2 separate regions of the Homo sapiens genome follow, and region 1 is linked to region 2. A link is a loop called in an ENCODE intact Hi-C map of the cell type or tissue named here. Cell type or tissue: HCT116. All regions are shown on one strand. Each heading gives the region's core, and the rest is flanking DNA. Links, peaks and the distances in the headings are about the cores only. Region 1 overlaps SSR1 (signal sequence receptor subunit 1). Region 2 overlaps RIOK1 (RIO kinase 1).

The links. Hi-C counts contacts between places; a loop is a spot of excess contacts. Peaks named below come from ENCODE experiments on the same cell type or tissue, not always from the same donor. Only the 100,000 strongest peaks of a DNase experiment are listed, where the experiment ranks them.
Region 1: a loop joins it to region 2, with 2.7 times the contacts of the local background. A loop is called at or near these places in 19 of 110 quality-filtered maps.

The regions. Positions count from the first base shown.
Region 1 is chr6:7,293,520-7,301,519 of GRCh38, reverse strand. It overlaps SSR1 (signal sequence receptor subunit 1), which reads left to right. Exons shown (of 8, transcript NM_003144.5): 4 at 1-210; 5 at 2,697-2,773; 6 at 3,519-3,597; 7 at 6,035-6,128. Among named protein-coding and RNA genes, the nearest start is that of SSR1, 16 kb to the left of the region's middle. In HCT116, for the core only: no CTCF peak of the experiment used is centred there; no DNase peak of the experiment used is centred there.
Region 2 is chr6:7,397,620-7,408,889 of GRCh38, reverse strand. RIOK1 (RIO kinase 1) reads right to left here. Exons shown (of 17, transcript NM_031480.3): 5 at 10,150-10,192; 6 at 7,840-7,932; 7 at 6,175-6,287; 8 at 5,993-6,073; 9 at 4,863-4,949; 10 at 4,335-4,472; 11 at 3,869-3,972; 12 at 3,535-3,641. Among named protein-coding and RNA genes, the nearest start is that of RIOK1, 13 kb to the right of the region's middle. In HCT116, for the core only: no CTCF peak of the experiment used is centred there; no DNase peak of the experiment used is centred there.

The sequences.
Region 1 (8,000 bases), core at 1-8,000, 110 kb after region 2:
ACAGAAGATTTTATTGTTGAATCCTTAGATGCCTCATTCCGTTATCCTCAGGACTACCAGTTTTATATCCAGAATTTCACAGCTCTTCCTCTGAACACTGTAGTGCCACCCCAGAGACAGGCAACTTTTGAGTACTCTTTCATTCCTGCAGAGCCCATGGGCGGACGACCATTTGGTTTGGTCATCAATCTGAACTACAAAGATTTGAACGTAAGATCCTCTAAACCTTCTTTTTGTTTAAGTTAGAGATGGATGGGGGCGGTGACGTTGTTTAATAGAATATATCTGTTCATTCAGTTGCCTGTTTTGTGGTTGAACCTGTGATAGCCACCAGGGAAGCAAAGATAAATTGCACGTTTCTTCTTCAAGTCTAATCCAGTGGGGGAGGCATATGAAAACAGGCACTAGAACATGCTGATAAGTGATGCATACTAGAGATAAGGGGAATAAGGTGCTATTGTGTGGGAGTGGAAGTGAAAATGGAGATGTAAGTAAAGCTATGAGCCGGATCTTAATGGGAAAAGGAGCAGTAAGACACACAATGGAGTCTACAGCTTATTCAGATGTTAAGATCTGTTGCTGGGTACAGTGGCTCACACCTGTAATCTCAGCACTTTGGGAAGCTGAGGTGGGTGGATCACCTGAGGTCGGGAGTTCGAGACCAGCCTGGCCAACCTGGTGAAACCCTGTCTCTACTAAAAATACAAAAATTAGCTGGGCATGGTGGCAGTCGCCTGTAATCCCAGCTACTCGGGAGGCTGAGGCAGGAGAATCACTTGAACCTGGGAGGCGGAGGTTGCAGTGAGCTGAGATCGCACCATTGTACTCCAGCCTGGGCCACAGAGTGAGACTCCATCTCAAAAAAAGAATAAAAGATCTGTCAAATAATTTGTTTTGTACCTCCTTTTGTTGCTTGCATTTTGCCCATTTTACTACTTCTGTTTGTAAATTTAAAGACTGTCTATAATTGTTTTCCCATCATTTTATGTACTCATAGATAAAATAGAACCATATATTTTCAATGTAGTTTCAGCAGCAAGGTTTATCATTTACTTTTTGATTTAGGAGAACCAAATGTCCTAATATAAGCTCTGATGCCTTATGATTTTTAATAATGTATACTATATATCAGTCATCAATGACTGAATGAGAGAACCCTAGTAGAAATAGGTCCTCTAAATGAGAGCACATCTAAACCATTCCTCTGTCAAAAAGTTTTCAGACGAGGAAATTTTATTTTCTCTTGGAAGCTAATTCAACCTTTTCATTACCCTGGTGTTAACATGTTTACCTTGTGTCTGAGTTAAATTTCTAGTGCTGCAATCAAGTTTTCTTTTTTCTGATTACTTAGTAGAGAAAAGGAAGTATTTTCATCCTGTCCTCAAAATAATAACTTACAGTTATTACTTAACTCTATAGTTAAGTAGCTTAAAGAATTACTGATTTTAGCTTGTTTTTGAGTAGAATAAAATTTAATCCAACAGGTATATATGAAGTTTTAGTTCCTTCTTTTAAATTCACCTGTACCACTTTTTTTTTAATCTGTGTATTATTCCTGAAATTATCAATAGAGGAATGCAAATTGAAGGATCTTGAAGTAAAACTTACATAATTACAGTTTAGCAATAAGTGACAGTTTTGACAATGTACTACCTTTGTGAAGAATAGCTGTGTATTGCCCCAGTGAGTCTAATGCATTTGAAAACTGAAATTGTGAACTGATAAAATTATTTCAAGACCACAACATAAAAATATTTTCATACCTAAAGTGACCATCCCATTTATTATGAAGAAATTGGTTTCCAGCCCACTGTCTTTTTTTTTTTTTTTGAGGTGGGAGTTTCGCTCTTGTTGCTCAGGCTGGAGTGATCTCGGCTCATCACAACCTCTGCCTTCTGGGCACAAGTGATTCTCCTGCCTCAGCCACCTGAGTAGCTGTGATTACAGGCATGCGCAACCATACCCGGCTAATTTTGTATTTTTAGTAGAGAGGGGGTTTCTCCATGTTGGCCAGGCTGGTCTTGAACTCCTGATCTCAGGTGATCTGCCTCGGTTGGCCTGCCAAAGTGCTGAGATTACAGGTGTGAGCCACCGCACCCGGCACCACTGTCATTTTAGAACATGAATTTAACTTTTGTTCCGATCTAGTTCTTAAAATGACCTGCTTCTGCAGCTGCCGCTGTACTCTTCCTTCCTTGTTTTGAAGGATTGCAAACAACAGAAGGTAAAGCTTGTTGGCGTAAGAATGCTGTGAGCTTTGTTTCTTTCTGCACGTTTTATCTCATTTTTATTTTACTCTCTGGGTCCTCACACCACCACCCCTACCCCAGAAGAAAATTCAGGGGACAACTTTGGCAAAGTCGGTGACTTTTTTTAAAGGGGTGTGGATCTCGCTATGTTTGCTAGGCTGGACTCACAAGTCCTGGGTTCAAGCAGTCCTCCTGCCTCAGCCCCCGAGTACCTGGGACCACAGGCATACGCCATCTCACCTGGCCCAGAGACTTTATTTCATGTGAGAAAATAACAATGTTGAGTCCCTGCCACAGAATATTGCAGTTACATATGAATTTGTTGAGTCTTCTAAGTGATGGGAAGGCTATATTCAATCTGTTAGAGTAACTGTTTTAAGTAATGTTACATGTTTTACTTCCTTTATTGCATTTAGATTTTTCTGATTATTTTATTTTCTTAAACAGGGCAATGTATTCCAAGATGCAGTCTTCAATCAAACAGTTACAGTTATTGAAAGAGAGGATGGGTTAGATGGAGAAACGTAAGTGAAAGTTGTAGTATGTAGATCTTGATTTTGCTCGTAAAGTAAGACTGGAAAGCTTGCTCTGTTTCAGCATTGTTTTAGATGTTGACGATGGAATGAACTGTATAGATTTGGTGAAATCCTTACGATATTCATTCATACTTCAGATGATTCTTATAACTATAAAAGTCAAATTAGGAAAGATAGTTGAAACTGATGGAAGAATCTCTTTAAAAGTTAGTATTGGCTTTCTGTCCTTCCTCTCATCTAAATTTTCTACCTCATGCTTATAAACTGTTCACCAGCCTAAACTAAGTCTCGTGCCTCTGAAATTACTATTGAAAACATAAGTTAGAAGATTTTATCTTGAAAAATGTAAGTGTTCTTTCTGAATGATGAATCTTTTTTTACTCTAAACTTATATATAATTCACTTAAGGTAATTTTTAAATTGGATTGTGCAAAATAATGTAATATTCCAGGGAGATGAAAGCTAATGCAATTATTTTATAAACCAAGCTTTTGAATAGAGCATAAATTGTAATTCTATTTTCAATCATAGAGTTTTTTTTAATTGACTAATTGCTCTTAAAGGTAATTTATAAAACTTAACTACCTGGATTTAAGTTGAATACAAAGCATTTTATTCCTTTTCGCCACAAGTTATTTGGAAAGCTTCTATTATGTGTTATAATTATAGTTGTAATTAGACGTGGTATTTCCTCTGAATTAAAGACAGTTCATATTTTCTCCTTTTGTACCAGAATCTTTATGTATATGTTCCTTGCTGGTCTTGGGCTTCTGGTTATTGTTGGCCTTCATCAACTCCTAGAATCTAGAAAGGTAATTATGGATGAACACCTCTTACAGCCGTGTTTCAAAAGTTGTTAAGTACTAAGTTAAGCAGTCTAGTTCTTCGGCCTCATACTGTCACTGTGGGTTTGTATACGTAGAACTTTGTTGTACCTTTTTAAAATAAAACCTGAAGCCTTAGATATGTAAATTGATTCATTTAAACTTACTTTCTTTTTTTTTCTGGAGACAGAGTCTTACTTTGTCACCCAAGGCTGGAGTGTGCAGTGGTGTGATCTTAGCTCATTGTGGCCTCAACCTCCTGGGCTCAAGTGATCCTCTCAACTCAGCCTCCCGGTTAGCTGGGACCATAGGTGTATGCCACCACACCCCGCTAATTTTAAAATTTTTTGTAGAGGCAGGGTTTTGCCATATGCCCAGGCTGGTCTCAAACTCCTGAACTCGAGCAATCTGCCCACCTTGGCCTCCCAAAGTGTTGGGATTACAGGTGTGAGCCACTGCACCTGGCCTCATTTAGACTTTCATACACACATACAATTATTTATTGTCCTTTGTGCCCTCCAGAGTGATATTTACCTTTGGATTGGTATTGTAGCTCTAAATGCTAGAATTTTTATTCCCTAAACTCAGATTTTATTGTTCTGTTTACTTTACTTTTTAATGGGTATGCTATTTTATCTGCAAGTAACCTAGCTTTTATATTTTCTTTAATATTCTTTTTTTTTTTTTTTTTTTTGAGACAGTCTGGCTCTTTCATCCAGGATGGAGTGCAGTGGCACAATCTTGCTTACTGCAACCTCCGCCTTCGGGGCTCAAGTCATCCTCCCACCTCAGCTTCCTGAGTAGTCGAACTACAGGTGCACGCCACCACACCCAGCTAATTTTTGTATGTTTTGTAGAGACAGGGTTTCGCCATGTTGCCCAGGCTGGTCTCGAACTCCTGGGCTCAAGCTGTCCTCTCATGTTGGTTTCCCAAAGTGTTGGAATTGTAGGCATGAGCCACCACACTCAGCCTGCGTTAATACTCTTAATTATAGAAACAATCCTTAATTAATAAACAAGTCCTTTCATTGGAAAAAGAACTAATACATTTTGTTCTCTCAGTCAAAATTCTGTTTTTGTGGTTAGAGTAATAAAATGGTAACACCTAGGGTCTGCCACGATCATGGTTCTCACTCTGGATTCATTCCCTACCACATCCTTATTTCCCTCCTCTTCCCCATTCCCTCACTCACCCTCCTCCTTTCCTTCCCTCACTCACCCTCCTCCTTTCCTTCCCTCACTCACCCTCCTCCTTTCCTTCCCTCCAGCCTACAAAAACAAAACCTATACTATTTCTCTCAGTGGGAAAATATAAACAATTTTATCAAATATGTTAATATAATTCATTAGACCCTAAACAGTTGCTAATCATTTTGGCGATTATTTATTAAGCCTTTAGTCAGGCAGTCAAATCTATATTAAAATTAACAATGAATGTTATTAATAAGCTCTTTCTCTTTAAAAGAGAAATACTTTGTGTTTAAATGTTAATTTCTAAAACTCGCTTTGCCTCATTGTCATAATGGTTGGAATTTTTGCTGTAAATTTGTATATTAGGTATAACTGCATCTCCATTTTTCTTCTATTTAAATGAAACTATTTTTAAGTTATCTCTCCATGTACTTAGGTTCTAACTTACGGATTATATAATTAATACTGTTTCTTATGTAGATAAACTGAGGTTTGTTGGTTTCTTGGGTTTTTTTTTAAAGCAAGGCTAAATGAGTCATTTTTACTTTCTAGCAGTTTTGCTGTAAATACTCTAGGGAGAAAGTTTGAAGTTCTTAAATTGAGGTGGTTAGCTTAATGAGATTTTATGGTTTCGTTTTGTTTTGTCTGTGCCAACTGTTTAATTGTATTTAGCTTACGATGCAGAAACTGCCTGCATGTAACATATCAGCAGTTATCCTGAATTTTGTTGAATATAGAAATAAATTTATTCTTTGATTACAATTTGATTCCTAAAGGGAAATAAAGTCATTGTATAAATAGATACTCTTATGTGGTCCACCAGTGGTACATAACATGAACCTTTATAGCAAGGGGAAAGGTCTTTAAAGCCTGAAAATAAATGTGATGAAGATTTATTCTTTATCATCAGTACTAGACATGATTTTCTCCTTCCCTTTAATAAAGTATTTGAGTAGAAGTATGTTCTAGGAAGACTAGAAGAGAATATAACTTGTTTACCAAGATATTTAAATTAAGTAATTTGATAGGTGTTTTAAAAATTAGAGTAAACAGCTGGTCATGATAGTATGTGCCTATAGTCCCAGCTACTTGGGAGGCTCAGGCAGGAGGATTGCTTGAGCCCAGGAGTTCCAGGCAGCCTGGGCAACATAGCAAGACCTCAACTCTTTTTTAAAAAATATTAAGTAAATGGTGTAACGGAACTCCTTTAAAATATGTCTTTATGTTCTTTTAGCGTAAGAGACCCATACAGAAAGTAGAAATGGGTACATCAAGTCAGAATGATGTTGACATGAGTTGGATTCCTCAGGAAACATTGAATCAAATCAGTAAGTAGTCTTACAGACTTGGCTGGGAAGTTTTTCTCTTAAGTGGAAATTAAATACCTTAGATTTAGTTTAAAAAAAAAACTTTTTCAGTACTATTTAACATTCATCTTTTCCATTACTTGTGTAGAATCTAGTATAGTGATTAATTAAGACCTTAAAGGTTTATTCAGTGTGTAGTCTTCTTATGCTTTAATTTGGAAATTCTTCCAGATCTGCAGCTTATTTATGAATGTGTGAATTTTCTGTGTTCCTAATCCATTTCCTGTCTCTTTTCTTTCTGTTGCTTCAGTGCAGAGTAGAAGAGGTGAGGCATTTAATTTTTTTAATGGTTTTTGCTAGAGAATTGGGGGCTCTCAAATAGCACGTAAATATTTTACGTCAAGTTTAATGAGTAATGGAACAATTTTTCTTACTACATTTTATTAGAAAAACTACCCAGTATAACTTGAAAGAATAAACCTAAAATATTACCCGACAATTTATTTTACAGATACATTTCAGTTTTATTACATATTCAGTTAAAATACTAACCTTTATAAAAGAATATAGAAATGTTTCTTCAATTGTAGGACATTTTAAAAATGTTTATTATAAAACCAATGCAGCCTCATTATAAAAAATTAAATAGTACAGAAGTGAAAAAAATAAGTCAATTCCTGACTTCATTAATCCTATTTATTTATTTATTTATTTATTTATTTGAGATGGAATCTTGCTCTGTCGCCCAGGCTGGAGTGCAGTGGCATGGTCTTGGCTCACTGCTACCTCCGCCTCCTGGGTTCGAGTGATTCTCCTGCCTCAGCTTCCCAAGTAGCTGGGATTACAGGCACGTGCCACCACGCCCGGCTAATTTTTTTTGTATTTTTAGTAGAGACAGGGTTTCACCATGTTGGCCTGGCTGGCTTCGACCTCCTGACCTCAAGTGATCCGCTAGCCTCGGCCTCCCAAAGTCCTGGGATTACAGGCGTGAGCCACCACGCCCGGCCCTATTTTTCATAAATGGTATTATGTTTATATTTTCCATTAATTTCTATATATCTATAAGCATATACGCCTATTGTTTTTATGTGAGTATTTAGTTCAGATTGCATCATGCTGTCTACAACTTCAGTTTTCATACCTTGGATGTCTCTTTGTAGTAACTACATAAATATTTACTAAACTGTTTTTTTACAACTAGACAATATTATTTTATATATATATGTATGTCATGATAGATTAAACCTGTTCTGTATTGGAAGGATATTGGTTACTTTTATTTTTTCACTCCTACAGATGATACTGTAATGAATATTCTTATATATAAATTTATAGGATAACTTCTTAAAGGTAGAGTAACTAGGTCTAAGATTAAATACACTGAATTTTTATGGAAGGGACCCCATTTCCCTCCTAAAAGGGGAAAAAAAGGTAGTGCCAATTTATGTTCTCAACCATGCACAATATTGCCTATTTAATCTGTCGGTATGATATAAAATGAGTGTCTTACTGTTTCATTTGCATTTCTTTAAGAATGAGGTTCAGCTCCTTTATACATATTCATAGTTGACCCTTGAAAGACACAGGTTTGAACTGCTTGGGTTTCACTTTATATACAGATTTTTTCAATATAATTGACCCTCGGTATATTGGTGGGTTCCACATCTGCAACCAAAAGCAGATAAAAAATACAATATTTGGCCAGGCGTGGTGGTTCACACCTGTAATCCCAGCACTTTGGGAGGCTGAGGCAGGAGGATCGCCTGAGCCCAGGAGTTTGAGACTAGCCTTGGCAACATAGTGAGACCCCATCTCTACAAAGAATGAAAAAAAAATACATGTGTTGACGTGCGCCTAGGCTGAGGTGGGAGGATTGCTTGAGCCTGGTAGGTC
Region 2 (11,270 bases), core at 1,611-9,610:
ATTAGCTGGGCATGGGGGCGCATGCCTGTAATCCCAGCTACTCGGGAGGCTGAGGCAGGAGAATCGCTTGAACCCAGGAAGCAAAGGTTGCAGTGAGCCGAGATTGCCCCACTGCACTCCAGCCTGGGCAACAAGAGGGAAACTCCATTTAAAAAAAAAAAAAAGAAAAAGAAAAAGAAAGTCAGTGCTAAGTTAAAAAGTTGAGGAATAAAAATGACACACTTATTTATTCCATTAACAGATGTGATTGCCTACTATGGGCCAGATATTGGGTACTTGGCAATAGAGAAAACTCCTGTTCCATAAAAGTTCATAATTGAGGGTGACAGAATTAGGGACTTAGTATAATAAGTGACACAGTGTGACTACTTCTATTATAGTTGTAGGAGACTACACCTATGAAAACAATTTCTGCTGAAATACCCCTCCAGAGAGCTTTCTAACTGGAGCTTTAAAGTTCACCAGGCGGAGCAAAGTTGAGCAAAGGCAGAAATGGGAAGGTATTGCAAGGAAATGGAAAAAGAGGAAAGGACAGGATAAAACCTGAAGACCTGGCCAGGCAAGGCGACTTATGCCTGTAATCCCAGCACTTTGGGAGGCCGAGGCAGGCGGATCTCCTGAGGTCAGGAGTTCGAGACTTGCCATGGCCAACATGGTGAAACCTTATCTCTACAAAAATACAAAAATTAGCTGGGCATGATGGCAGGTGCCCATAATCCCAGCTATTCAGGAGGCTGAGGTGGGAGAATCACTTGAATCCAGGAGGTGGAGGTTACAGTGAGCTGAGATTGTGCCATTGCACTCCAGCCTGGGCAACAGAACGAGACTCCATCTCAAAAACAAACAAACCTGAAAACCTGTGTAGAGGCATACATGCCATGTGTTCAAAACTCTATGATTCAGAGACAAAAATAAAAATAGATAAACTGGATCACATCAAAATTTAAAACTTCTGTGCATCAAAGCTTGCAATCAACAGAGTGAAAAGACAAGTCACAGAATGGGAATAAACATTTGCAAATCACGTATCTGACATATCCAGAAAATACAAACAACTCAACAAAAAAAACCAAACCTGATTAAAAAAAAGACATGGGGCTGGACACTGTGGCTCATGCCTGCAACCCCAGAACTTTGAGAGGCCGAGACAGAAGGAGTGCTTAAGCCCAGGAGTCTAAGACCAGACTGGAAAACACAGTGAGACCCTGTCCCAACAAAATGAAAAAGAAAAAAAAAATTGGCTGGGTGTCATGGTCTGCACCTATAGTCTCAGCAGGCTGAAGCAGCTGAGGCAGGAGAACTGCTTGAGTCTAGAAGGTTGAGACTGTAGTGAGACAGGATTGTACCACTGTACTTCAGACTGGGTAACAGAGAGACCCTGTCTCTTAAAAAAAAAAAAAAAGACATTTCTCCAAAGAAAATATATAAATGGGCAAGAAGCACATGAAAAGATGCTCAACGTCACTAGTAATCAGGGAAACACAAACCAAAACCATAATAACATACACCTCACACTCATTAGGGGGTCTCTCATTGTCAAAACAAAACAAAAAACAAAATAATAGGTGTTGGTGAGGGTATGGAGATTAGTAAGTGCTGGTGAGGATGTGGAGCGATTAAAACCCTTGTGCATTGTTGGTGGTAATGTAAAATGGTGCAGCCACTACAGTAAACAGTATGGTGGGTTCCTCAGAAACTTGAAAATAGAAATATCATTTGATCCAGCAATTCTACTTCTGGGTGTATATTCGAAAGAACTGAAAGCAGCATCTTGAAGAGATATTTATACATCCATGTTCATAGCAGCATTATTCAGAATAGCCAGAAGGTATAAGCAACCCGTATGTCCATCCACAGATGAATGGATAAACAAAATATAGTATATACATACACTGGACCATTATTCAGCCTTAAAAGAAGAAATCCTAGGCCAGGCGTGGTGACTCATGTCTGCAATCCCAGCACTTCGGGAGGCCGATGCAGGCGGGTCACTTAAGGCCAGGAGTTGGAGACCAGCCTGGCCAACATGGTGAAACCCTGTCTCTACCAAAAAATACCCAAATTAGCCGGGTGTAGTGGCTCGCACCTGTAGTCCCAGCTACTCAGGGAGGCCAGGGTGGTAGAATTGCTTGAACCCGAAGGCAGAGGTTGCAGTGAGCCAAGATCACGCCACTGCACTCTAGCCTGGTGACAGAGTGAGACCCTGTCTCAAACAAAAAAAGAAAAAGATATCCTGTCACATGCTATAACATGGATGAATCTTGAAGACATCATACTAAGTGAAATAAGCCAGACACAAAAAGACAAATACTATATGATTCCACTTATAAGAGGTACCTAGAGTAGGTGAATTCACAAAGACAGAAAGTAGAATGGTGATTGCCAGGGGATGGGAAGTTGTTACTTAATGGGTACAGAATATCAGTTTGGGATGATGTAACAGGTGTGGAGATAGACAGTGGTGATAGTTTGTACCACAATGTGAATGTACTTAATGCCACTGAACCATACATTCAAATGGTTAAAGCATTAAATTTTATATTATGTCTTTTACCAGAATTCTAAAAAATTCTATATTCAGAAAGGCCTCTGAGGCCGGGCGTCGTGGCTCACACCTGTAATCCCAGCACTTTGGGAGGCTGAGGCAGGTGGGTCACCTGAGGCCAAGATTTCAAGACTAGCCTGGGCAACATGATGAAACCCTGTCTCTACAAAAAATATAAAAATTAGCTAGGTGTGGTGGCGTGTGCCTGTAGTCCTAGCTACTCGGAGACTGAGCTGGGAGGATCACTTGACCCTGAGGGGCAGAGGTTGCAGTGAACCAAGAGTGCGCCACTATGTTCCAGCCTGCGTGACAGAGTGGGATCCTGTCTCAAAAAAGAAAAAAAAAGAAAGAAAGAAAAGAAAAAAGAAAAAGAAAGAAAAGAAAAAAAGAGAAAGGCCCCTGAGAAACAAGGGAAAAGAATTAATGACCAAAAAACTGACAGTTTTCTTGCTAAACTTTCACAAACTTTGACAGTCTATGTAATCTTGCCAGATAATTGAAGTAAAAAGCTTGGATATCAAGTTGACTCAGGAGAAGAAAAAAAAAAAAAAAAGGAAAAAAAAAAAACCCCTGGCTTTACCATTGGCTGTTGTGCTGTATTTTTGATTCTTCATCTGTTAAGTAGGAAGGAAAAGGTCTCAGGAAGCTGTCAAAATGAATAAACTACACTATGCAATCTGGGTCCCTCAGAAGTGTCAAGCAAATGCAATTACTGGTTAGCATCCCAAATCTAAAAATCAAAAATCTGAAATACTCCAAAATCCGAAACTTTTTGAGCACCAACATTATGCTCAAATGAAATGTGAAATGGAGCAGTGAGGATTTTGGATTTTGATATTTCGGATGCTCAACTAGGGTAAGTACAAGGCAGATATTTCAAAACTGGAAAAAATCCAAAATCCAAAACACTTCTGGTCCCAAGCACTTGAGATAAGAGATACTGCACCTGTACTGCTATTTCCTATTCCTCCTTCCTCTCCCCATCTTACCTTTGAGAGATAAGCATCCATGTTCTCATGTGTAATGGATGGATCTGTGACAAATTCAAAGAGCTCCCGCACAGTCATGACAGCAACACTGTGCCTCATAAAGAAATCTGTCAGAAGGAAAAACGTTAATGACAGCTTTTATGAGGAAAAATATTATTATTCCAACTACCTTATAGAGAAACAAGGAGATAAAATTACATACCATCTCCCAGCAAATGGTTTAAGCATCACTGCACCAAACAATTTAGTGAGAAAATTTTACGCCAACAGCTTAACTGAGTACAAAACCAAAACAGACCAATGAGCTGTTTCGAAAATTGCCGTTTCTACTCACCATTGACGTTGGCGCAATCCTTTCTCAAGAACTCCAAGGCATGTGGGTGGTCGTGCTCCACGGACTGAGACACGTCAATGATATACACGCCTCCACCGTGGTACCTATGGGCCAGAGACACAGAAGCTGTGGGATGGTATTACTTTACTATGTTTTTCGTTTAAAATAAATTCTACTCTTAAAAGCAAGGGAAGTAGCTCACAAAATCACCAAGGTAGATAAGATGAGGCAATCTTGACTAACAGATGGAACTGGGAAAATTTCCAAAATCCATTCACTGTTAATGATCCAAGCAGTCAATTCGGTGACTAAGGTCACTGAAAAAAGGAATCCTATCTTATACCATTTGGAAGTCAACAATAAAACTTCAGAAGTTAGTGTGACTTCTTGGATTGGGATTTTGTTTATCATTTTAAAGGACACGAAACAACTGACAGGCAGTTCTTAAGAGACAAAATACACTCACAGCATGTTAAATTCACTGAGATCTGCATGGACAAGTCTGGCATCCTGATACATTCTTCTCATGTACTGAATGACCTGCAGGTACAACTCCCGAGCCTTGGATTCTGATAACTGGACATTTTTCAAGAGTGGTGCAGGCCTTGAATGAAAAGAACTAAGATAAAATGACCAAGAACAAGTTTTCTTGCTTCTTACTATACTGTTACATGCCCTTCTCTTCTACAACTCATCATGTGAGCTGTATGTGGGACAATCTGTCTCAATGCACATAAACCAAGAAGGTACCGGCAAATAGATGCTTTCCCAACACACTGTATAAGACCACCCTCCAACACAGGACTAACTTGCTCCTCATTCTGAAGCATTTTCAGACTTGAAAAGGTAGAATACATTGATAACACTTATTCACTAATATAGTGGGAAAGATTAATAAGTTATTCAAATGGGAAATATTCATATAGTGGATAAACTCAAAGAACTTAAAAATACAGTTCTGAGAATGCAATTATTAGCCCTTCCATGTACTTACATGTCATCTTTACCGATGAAACTCATGACAAGAACATGACTTCTTAGCATTATTGGTTCTGGACATGGTATCTCTGCTGTGTTTAGCCTGTGATATTATAACAAATAAAAGGACAACTGAAAAGTTGAAAAGGCATCTAAATAAATTACAACTGCAGGTCCCAAGATTAATATTGCTGTTAAGAAATAGCACCAAGGCCTCTCAAATGTATTATAATATTTCATAAACTCTAAGATTATTTTAAGTGGCACCATTATGTACCACCGAGAATGATAAAACACTAGCAATTCAACTATTACATCCCATAACCTGTAATACCCAAAGCAATTCCAGAGATGTTAAACTGAAAAAAATGTGCATCTTACAATGGAGGAAATAGAGGAGATAGGTCCACAAGTATCTTTTGTGTTGAATAGCCTGAAAAATGCTTAATAAAAATAGTTGGACTCACACCTAATAGCTTGTTGAACACAAAAGACTTTCAAAACGAGTAGTACTTGCTCAATACTACACTATCCAATGTGTCACCTGTGTACACCATATAAAAAGTTATAAGACATTTTTTAAAACTCCATAATTTTCAGGAAACTTGATCTCAACTAGATGAGGCCTTTACCTGATAAAAAGGTGTTAGTGCAAACAAAGAATATAAAAAAAGTGTCCAAAACTGGACTAAGAAAAGGAAACTATGATAAACAAAGAGTTCACGACCTAACAAGATTAGTCGAAAACTCCAATACCTACGAAAACATGACAGAGCATTATAACCATCTGATTGTGTCACTTTCCTGATTAAAATCCTTTAGCAGTTCCTTATTATCCTCAGTATAAATTCTAAACATTTTCAATGGCTTACAAGGCCTTCCAAATGATCTAGCTTCGTGGAATAAATATGAATTGTGGCAGTATTCTTTTGAAATGGATTCTCAGAATAGAAAACAACAGAATAGGAAACAATCTCTATTTGTCCAGACATGTGTTTCTTCTGCTTACTTCAGCAGACCTAATAGAAATAAAGGCCCTAACAAGTCCCTACATTTGGGCAGAACCACACTGGGATCTGCTGGGAGGAAGGGCTGATGTTCATGTACAGGGCATAGGACAGACATACACACATCCCAGACAGTCACCTGATTAAGTTCCTCATTTCTTTTTCTGCCCAAGTTTTCACCATTTTCCTAGGGTTTCCTTTACAATAGCCATGACGAAATCTTGAATAAGAAAAATGTTTATTATTTCAATCATTCCATTATTATTTTAATGTTTTAGGAAATAGAAATTAAACCAACTGGAGGGAAAAATCTGAACTTACCTGAATTCTCCACTTACATATTTATCCCGATCTTTGAACACCAAAATAGAAGTTTTATAAATTTTGATTGCTCTGCTCTCTCCATTTGCTGTGCTAGCATGGTATACATTAGCCTATATTAAGTCAAAAAAAAAAGAAAATGAAGTTTATGTTAAATAACCACTTTTTCAATCTATTTGATTCTAACCTCAAAAGTCAAGTGAACTGAAATAACATGCATAAGGAATACCACTGTCTTTTGAATATGTGAATTAAAATGTAAAACATTACATCAAAAGGACAGTAAACATAGCTCCAATATACAAATACAGTCACGTGCCACATAACGTTTTAGTTACTGACAGGTGACAGACCGCATATATGAGGTGATTCCGTAAGACTATAACAGGTATTTTTACTGTACTTTTTCTATGTTTAGATAGATAAATATTTACCATTGTCTTACAATTGTTACAGTATTCAGTACAGAAACCTGTTGTACAGATTCGGAACTACCGTATAGCCTGAGAGTGCAGTAGGCTATACTATCTAGGTTTGTATGAGTATGCTCTATAATGTTCTTCGCATAATGACAAATTTGCCTAATGATGCATTTCTCAGAAAGTATTCCCTTCATTAAGCAATGCAAGACTGTACAGTAAAATCCAATTTAAATATAGGGGAGAAGTGGTTTCAAACTTTTTTATATCTCAAGTATATGCAAAATAATTAAAGACATTCTTAAATCCAGTGATTTAGGCAAGGCGTGGAGGCTCATGCCTGTAATAGCAGCACTTTGGGAGGCCAAGGCGGGTGAATCACTTCAGGCCAAAAATTTGAGACCAGCCTGGTCAACATGGCAAAACCCTGCCTCTACTACAAATACAAAAATTAGCTGAGTGTGGTGGTGCACGCCTGTAGTCCCAGCTATTCGGGAGGGTGAGGCAGGAAAATTGCTTGTACCCGAGAGGCAGAGGTTGCAGTGAGCTGAGAACATGCCACCACACTCTAGCCTGGGAGACTGTCTCAAAAAAAAAAAAAAAAAAAGACTCTGTTTAAAAAAAATTTAAAAATCCAGTGATTTATAAGTTGAATTTTACTGAGAATTGCTTCCAGCAGAATGGGTTTTACACTTTTAAATAATTGCTTTAAAAAAAAAACAAAAACAGAAACTATATTGAGCCACAACACTCACATATATTTATTAGCTGGCCCTTTCAAGAGCCTGCAGACCCCTGCCATTATAGCTGAGTAAATCACAGTAAGAGTTTCCTTCAAGCTGGAGTAGTCAATTTTGAGTCAAAAGGATTTCAGAGTCTTCTCTAACAAACAGAAGGCAGTATACCCGTAGGTAAAGAAAAAAATAAGAAAGACTTGCTGACTCATAGAAACATAACCATAAACCCCTGGCCCCATGAGTAATTTATTTTATTAGAACTCAGGCCTGTAATAATCTGACCATCTCACTCACTACTGGGCACAACTAGTTAGACTCAATGATCCAATGCAGCAGCGGTAGTGAAAAGGGCGTAGTTATATGTACAACTTCCTCTCTAACCATGAATATTAATGTGTATGGCTTTGTTTTTCTTTCTTCTTAAAGGCATAATGTAGTTCTAAGTGCCAGTTTCATCTGGTATCTGAAATAAGAAAATTAAATATCCAATCATCCAAAGAAGAGCTCACTTCTTTTCCTGTGCTAATGCAGCCATTTATCTCTGTTATGATTCCTCTAGTCAACATCTTGAATAAAATCATTCTTGTTCTGGGATCCAACACCTAAAAAGAAATGCAAAAATTAAAAAGTTCCAAAAGACGGTACCAAATTTTCCTCATTAAAACCTGTGACAATCAATAAACAGCAGAGCTTAACTGTACGACGCTATCCTGGTTGACTAAATGAGAGTCACTATTTGGTGCTTTTATTCACTCTAATTGTTAATCAGTAAAATGTCAGGTAAAGGCCAAAGGAACCAAAGGCAAAACCAACTAGCAAGTTCATCCAGTCATGGAAATCAAAGGCAACCAAGTTCAAGAGAAACAGAACTCTAGGCTATTAGCTAATAGAAGTATAATGCAAACTACATAAATAGTATTACATTGTTCTAGTCACTACACTGAAAGTAAACAGAATCAGGTGAAATTATCTTAATATATTTTATTTAACTCAAAATATCTAAAACGCTATCATTTCAACCTGTATCAATATAAAAAGTCATCAGTGAGATAATCCTTGTTTTTGACACTAAGTCTCCAAACTCCGGTGTCTTTTGCATTTAAAGCACATCTCAATTCAGACTGGCCACATCTCAAGTGCCCAGTGGCTACCGTCGTGGACAGGCAGCTGTAAATCAGGGGTCAGCACTCTCCGGCCCATGGACCAAATCAGACCACAGCTTGTTTTTCCTTAGCTTGCAAGTTAAGAATGGGTTTTACACTTTTAAATGATTGCTTTGAAAAAAAATCAACAGAAACTATATGTGAGCCACAATGCTCACACATATTTATTAGTTGGCCCTTTCAAGAGTCTGCAGACCCCTGCCATTATAGATTAGTAAATCACGGTAAGCATTTCCTTCAAGCCAGAATAATCAATCTTGAGTAAAATGGATTTCAAAGTCTTCTCTAACAAACAGAAGGCAGTGAATTTAAAGGCTGTTCTTGTTTATCTCTGAAACTAAAGCAGCCAAATATTTGTATGCAATTTCTAAGGATACCAACCAATAACTCCTTGTGGCTCAGGCAGGCCCTCTAGCCCCCATGGGGTGAGACGGTATTATAAACTAGCCAAACTCAACTATACTTTAGGGTCCACCTTCAATGAAGTGGCTGGGGTCACACCACAAACCTAAGGTTAATATAAACAAAACCACCTGGGAAGACTATAGGACTAAAAACCAAATCACGACCATTGCAACTAGAGAAGAATGAAAAGGCACTAGTTTCCATTTCTTCTCTACTGCACAGGTAAGCAAAGAGGGGAAGTCAGCTGGCTGAGTATGGGCCTCTAGGTACAGAACTGTGCTTCTGCGAAGTTGGCAGTTAGACAAGTCAGGGGCATAGGAAGAAGTAACAAACCAGATGGCTTAAGAACAAAACAGGGAAAGAGAAATGATAAATTTACACACAAGCATATATTTTATATAGACAGCTGAAGACTCCAGCTATGTACTCTATCATTCAAAATTAATTTTGAAAGAGAAAAAGAATTTCCTGCCAAAAATAACCCTAAAGTTATTTAGGGTCTTTGAAACTTAAGGCTATCTCATTTTTCCGAGGTGAACCATACTTTGTTTTCAATTACAGAAATAAATCACAAAATAAACTAGGGGACAATGAAGACACAGACCACAGACCCGGCTTCTGTCTAATGGTGGAATTCAGAACATGTGCTTGTGTATATGGGAGGGGGTGGTGGAAAGGAGTGGTAGGTGGCAGAGGCAAATGTTCTGACTCTTTTTATCACTTTCTTCACATCAAAAATCTGGGCCAAGGCTAATATCCAATCACATTCTTCGGAATGTGGGAAAATTAGGGGCCAATTTTTCCCCATTCTTGAATAGAAAGAATAAAACAAGCATAATTTCTAAACAAAGGATTCCTAACTGGAAATTTGAAGACATTATCTGCCCCTCTCTCTTTTACACCCACACTTCCTGCTTTGTGGCAGATACCCTACCTATCTTCTGGGAAAGCTCACAAAATTCCTACGGACCTTTTCTAAAAGATTGCTGGTCTGATAATCTCTCCAAGAAGGGAAAGCATCGCATGGTGGCTCTGCAAGGCCACTGAAGGACCATGACTCTAATTCATCCAATAGTCCTATAAAAGCAAGATGTAGGTCTCTAAACTCGAAACTATAAAAAGGAATAATTTTATATAGGAGTAATTTTAGGTAACATTAGCATTAAGCAAAAAGGATAAAAGCAAACTACAATTCAAAGAGAGAAGAAATGCTAATTAAAAAGAAGAGTTTGCAACACATTTAAATTGTACCTGTTCTACAGTTGCTCTGTCTGCCTTATCTTTGATGCGATACCTAACCAAAAACAAAAACGTATAGTTGACACATTCAAAATTCAGTGAGAAGCCAAAATCTTCTAAATGTAGATAATTTCATGAAAATTCCTAAGTAGGTAGTTTCTCTAAATAACAGATTTTATGATATGATTGTAGATTTTTCATTACTCAGTGAAACTTTCTTCATTTCCCCTGAATACCAAAATTCAATTCTGTATTTTGGCAAAAGGAGTATGTATACAGTAAAAAGAAAAATCTATTCCTATTTCAGAAGCATCAAAGAGCCGCCAGGGTAAAGTGAACTATGCTGAAAAAGAGAAAACATTGAGTATATTTGTACTGTCCTTCACATCTTTAATGATTCTGTTAGCACACAATTAAAGTCTTGTCTTCTTTTTTTTTTTTAAAGAGACAGCATCTTACTATGTTGCCCAGGCTAGGCATAGACTCCTGGGCTCAAGTATTCCTCCTGCCCCAGCCTCCACATAGAGTTAGTCATTTACAAGGCTTTCTGTTTAGAGGCATTTTCTAAGAAGATACAAGTTTTTTTGTTTTTGTTTTTGTTTGTTTGTTTTGAGATGGAGTCTCGCTCTGTCGCCCAGGCTGGAGTGCAGTGGCACGATCTCGGCTCACTGCAAGCTCTGCCTCCCGGGTTCACGCCATTCTCCTGCCTCAGCCTCCCGAGTAGCTGGGACTACAGGCGCCCGCCGCCAAGCCCGGCTAATTTTTTTGTATTTTTAGTAGAGACAGGATTTCACCTTGTTAGCCAAGATGGTCTCGATCTCCTGACCTTGTGATCCGCCCGCCTCTGCCTCCCAAAGTGCTGGGATTACAGGCGTGAGCCACTGCACCTGGCAGTTTTGTTTTTTAAAATCGTTTCAAGACAGTATTCAAATGCAGACTCTGATTTGCTTCTGCTTATACACTGAGTGACTCCACCTAGCACACTAACCTAAACTAATAAAGGTTTAAACACAAAGATTCAAACAGATACCAGTGAAATAACAAATAACTATGGTGTATCTCAAAAAGCTGATACCTCTTGGACATAGCAATAAATTGGAAGAAAGCTGGCTTTTACGTTCAATTCTCACAGT